Regions from separate parts of the Homo sapiens genome. Here region 2 is linked to region 1. A link is a loop called in an ENCODE intact Hi-C map of the cell type or tissue named here. Cell type or tissue: IMR-90. All regions are shown on one strand.

The links. A loop is a pair of places that touch in the nucleus more often than their neighbours do. Peaks named below come from ENCODE experiments on the same cell type or tissue, not always from the same donor. Only the 100,000 strongest peaks of a DNase experiment are listed, where the experiment ranks them.
Region 2: it touches region 1 in a loop (2.0-fold over the local background); 5 of 110 quality-filtered maps call a loop at or near these places.

The regions. Positions count from the first base shown.
Region 1 is chr12:95,732,124-95,734,623 of GRCh38, forward strand. All of the region lies in intron 3 of NTN4 (netrin 4), which reads right to left. It overlaps LOC105369919 (a long non-coding RNA gene), which reads right to left. Exons shown (of 3, transcript XR_001749273.2): 1 at 1-2,500. Among named protein-coding and RNA genes, the nearest start is that of NTN4, 57 kb to the right of the region's middle. In IMR-90, no CTCF peak of the experiment used is centred here; DNase peaks (open chromatin) are centred at 1,208 and 1,508; H3K27ac peaks cover 287 bases.
Region 2 is chr12:95,581,208-95,583,707 of GRCh38, forward strand. No RefSeq gene overlaps it. Among named protein-coding and RNA genes, the nearest start is that of USP44, 31 kb to the left of the region's middle. In IMR-90, a CTCF peak has its summit at 1,436 (motif pointing right); a DNase peak (open chromatin) is centred at 1,444.

The DNA.
Region 1 (2,500 bases):
GATTTTATAGTCTAATTTAATAACTTTATTGTTTTTTAAATCTCCTGTTCGTTTCCTTAATACCTTAAAGATTGAAGAGCTTTCTTTTCTCTCCCTTTCTCTCTTTCTTTCTTTCTCTGTCTTTCTTTCTTTCTCTCCTTTCTTTCTCTCTCTCCCTTAAAATCCTGATTTTACAGTCAAATTTAATAACTTTATCGTTTTTAAAATCTCCTGTTCATTTCCTTAACATCTTAAAGATTGAAGAGCTTTCTTTTCTCTCTCTCTTTCTTCCTCTTTTTTTTTTTTTTTTTTTTTTCCAGACAAGAGTTTCGCTCTTGTTACCTAGGCTGGAGTGCAATGGCGCAATCTCAGCTCACTGCAAACTCTGCCTCCTGCGTCCAAGCGATTCTTCGGCCCCAATCTCCGGAGTATCTGGGACTATAGGCGCGTGCCACCACACCCAGCTAATTTTTGTATTTTAGTAGAGACAGGGTTTTACCGTGTTGGCCGGGCAGATCACTCCTGACTTCAGGTGATCCGCCTGCCTTGGCCTCCGAAAGTGCTGGGATTACAAGCATAAGCCACCGTACCCAGCCTGAAGAGCTTTCTAATGATACTTTTGGCTTATTCATAGAACATGAATAAAATCTAAAATAAATTTTAAAAAGAAGATGAAAACTGTAGCTTTAAATCTGTCCTTAATTTATAAAACATGACATATGATATATGAAAACATAAATACATGAATGAATGTATCCGGATTCCTTGGGAAACACTTTCATAATGAGACTATATGAATGATTCTAAAACCTGCCTTATACAGCTAGGTAGCTAAGGAACATTTTCCTCAAACCCCATTATATGGTTCCACAGATCTCAGCATTTACCCTCAGACTTAGACGCATCAGTCAAAATATTGACCATCTTTTAAAATAAGCTCCAAATTACAGGAGAAAAATCTGCCTTAACAAGTGCAGCTCAGGGCATTTAAATATTTCTCACAGTATTCTAAGGCCTCCATGTTATCCAGTGGATGATAATTGAATAAAATAATGAAACATTCCATATTCCCTCTTATTACCATTCATCACCCAACAGCTGTAAAATCACCAGCTGCTAGGAAAAAGAGAACTAAATTAGTCCTCTACAGCTGCAAAGAGAAAAAAGCTTAAGATCTCTTCACACAATTTCCGGGATTCCAGCAGGCTGGAGTCAAAGCACAGTTTTCCTTGCCACAAAACCCTCAGCCTTGTAAACATGTCAAACAGCACATAAGCTGTGATTTATTTTTGTCATTATTGGCAAAGAAGTGTATGAAGGAGAAGAGTAGAGGTAGCTGAGATAATACAATAGAATCATGACAGCAATGTAAGTAGTGTCTACCATATCCCGGGCACAGAGCATCAGACTTTTAAATCCTTACCATAACTACAAAAGGTAGATATTATCCTCATTTTATTAGAGAACTGAGGCTCAGTGAGACCAAGTAACTTAGTAAGTGCTGTGGTAAGTCAGATTTAGCTGTGTTTGGCTCCAATACCAGGGTCTTAATCATCACACAGTTCTGTCTTCCAGTAAAATAGACAGATGAAGGAAAACTGAACTGGTGAGACTAAGTGGAATGGATCTGGGGAGAAGGGGAAACATGGGGGGAAGGTGATGCTGTTTTAAAAGACACAGGAGGGGGCCGGGCATGGTGGCTCATGCCTGTAATCCCAGCACTTTGGAAGGCCGAGGCAAGCAGATCACTTGAGGTCAGGAGTTGGAGACCAGCCTGGCCTACAGGGCGAAACCCCATCTGAACTAAAAATACAAAAATTAGCCAGGCATGGTGGTGCATGCCTGTCATCCTAGCTCCTTGGGAGGCTGAGGCATGAGAATTGCTTGAACCCGGGAGGGGGAGGTTGCAGTGAGCCAAGATCACGCCACTGCACTCCAGCCTGGGTGACAGAGCAAGACTCCATTTCAAAAAAAAAAAAAAAAAAAAAGGAATGTATTAAGGTAAATGAGGCTCCTAGTTTGAATCTCTTTTCCTATTCTTTTCGATAGTTTAAGAAATAGGGTGCCATTTCCATTAACTTCCCTAATTTGCTATCATCAGCCATAAACAATTCTAGCCCATAAAATCAGGTTTCATTAATTACTCATTTTAGCAACAATATTAGCCACAGACGAACTGGCATAGTCTGTAAAGCAATGGTTTTCAAACTTTAGCAAGCATTAGAACACCTGGAGGGGTTGTTAAACATAGATTCTTAGGCCTCATCTCTAGAATTTCTGATTCAGTAGGTCTGGGGTAAGGTTTGAGAATGTGTATTTCTCACGAGTTGCCAGATGAGGCTGATGGTGCTGGTTCAGGGACCACATTCCACTGCTGCAAATAAAAACTGTGCTAAAAATTTAGATTTGTGTGCACATACCTATGATAAGCTGACCTGCAAAAGAACAGCATTTCTTAAGAAGCTACCTTCCATTCTGCAGGCACAATCAGATTTCAGTTCTTCTACAGCCGTGTACATAA
Region 2 (2,500 bases), 150 kb before region 1:
AGTAGAGATGGGGTTTTTGCCACGTTGGCCAGGCTGGTATCGAACTCCTGACCTTGAGTGCACCCACCTTGGCCTCCCAGAGTGCTGGGATTACAGACATGAGCCACTGCGCCTGGCCTGGTTTGGATATTTGGTTTGCGTCTTTTGTCTAATAGCAGTCCCTCCTCCCCTGGCCCCCTGTATCCTGATATTTAGTCTTGTACCTGTGAGACAGTTTTTCAAGTCACCACTGCTGGTGTTGATCCCATATTTAACATGTAGACCACATTTAACTCTGTAAGGCTCAGACTTCCTTAGCTAGGGCGACCTTTTAGGAACCCTGCTATGGTGGGATTGATACTGTGCCTTCACTATAAGGCGATTGTAGATTAATAATTAGGATGCTTTTCTCAAAGAAATAGGGGAACTCAATATCTAATATTATTATCTTTATTAGCATTTAAATATGCTAGTAAACCAAGTTCTATCATACTAGTTACTGTCCAAGCATGCTTAAATTTGATGCCTTTTTTGAATAAGACAAGAACATGGAGATTTATTCTCAAGACATACAGAACACTTGAAAAGTCTAAACAATGTGTTAAAATGTAACAGGAAAAAAGAAGCTATGTGTGAATTTCCTGATGTGCTAAATTATTATAGATGTTTGCCTGCTTGGGTCAGAATTATTATCTCATTTCTTGTCTTTCCAGCTGCAGCAAAAATCCTCCAGAGAACCATGTTTACAGCTATGGCCACTGATGATCTTAACAATAGAAATCAGTGATCCTGTTTAGTGAATAACAGCTTACTGTTACTAGTGAATAACAGTTCATACAGTGTTCATAACATGAGCTGGCTATGAAGTGGCATCCAAGAGGAGTTAAGTGGGTATGAATGGCTTAATGAAAAATTACACTTTACAAAATACTTCAAGTCCAGCTGGTGGTAGAAGAAATCCATCTGGGAATTAAGCTCATCAGGAGTTTAACAACTATGCTAGTTTAGGTTTGCCATGACTGAATGGATCTAGAGTATAGGGTTCAGCCCAAGTACAGTGGCTGATGCCTATAATCTCAGTGATTTGGGAGGCCTAAGTGGGAGGATTGCTTGAGACCAGGAGTTCAAGACTAGCCTGGACAACAACACCCCATCTCTACCCCCGTCCCCCCAGAAAAGTTAGCCAGGTACGGTAGCATGCACCTATAGTTCCAGCTACTTAGGAGGCTGAGGCAGGAGGATCCCTTGAGTCCAGGAATTCGAGGCTGCAGTGAGTTATGATCACACCACTGCACTCCAGCCTGAGTGACACAGTGAGACCCTGTTTCTTTAAAAAAAAAAAAAAAGGTGAAACGTTCTTAAGAGTAGGAAAGCAGCATCTGTCTCCTGAGATCGAAACACTTTGTGATTTTTTTTTTCCCATGGATTTACTTCCTTAGTGCATTTTACCATAAGGGGGTGCTCTGGGATAATACTTTTCAGCACAGCAGTGGTCTCTTCTGCTCTGTTAACTGAAAAAAGGCAAGCATTTATTAATTCTGCATCCCTTCTGTATTCACTAATTTTCAAAACGTGTCCATTTACATTAAAAATATGAAAAACAATTAGTGAAAACTATTTAAAATGTAAACAACCAGTGTCTGACTGCTAAGGAAAAGACAAACATTGAAAACTCTTGTAGGGCTCAGACTTCCTTAGCTAGAGCTGACCTTTTAGGAACACTGCTATGGTGGGATTGATATTGTGCCTTTAGTATAAGGCAATTGTAGATTAATAATTAGGATGCTTTTCTCAAATAAATAGGGGAACTCAATATCCAATGAGGCTAGAGCCGGGCGTGGTGGCTCATGCCTGTAATCCCAGCACTTTGGGAGGCTGAGGCAGGTGGATCACCTGAGATCAGGATTTTGAGACCAGCCTGGTCAACATGGTGAAACTCCATCCTCTACTAAAAACACAAAAAATTAGCGAGGCATGGTGGCACATCCCTGTAATCCCAGCTACTCAGGAGGCAGAGGCAGGATAATCGCTTGAACCCAGGAGGCAGAGGTTGCGGTGAGCCAAAACCATGCCACTGCACTCCAGCCTGGGCAGCAAGAGTGAAACTCCATCTCAAAACAAAAAAACAAAAACAGAAAAGAAAAATAAAAAGAAAAAAAGAGAGAGAGAGATTAGAGTCACAGTGAACTGAAGCTGCACTGGATTTCTTCTGGTTTAGGAGAAGAAAGCCATAAAGGATTTGCATTTGTCCTTTTACTTTAGTTATTTTTTTGGTAGCATTATGTTAACTATATCTTTCCGCCGATGCTGTGGAGATTCATTATGGTTGAAATTGCTTTCTTACAAAGCTCAGTCAGTGTTAACCCATCCTTGGGGAAAAGCATAGGAATTAAGAATTACAAAGTAATTTCATTCTCACTTCTGTCACATTTATGAATCAGTTTTTAGGTTTGTGTGTGTGTTTTTTTTTTTTTTTTTTTTTTTTTGAGATGGAGTTTTGCTCCTGCTGCCCATGTTGGAG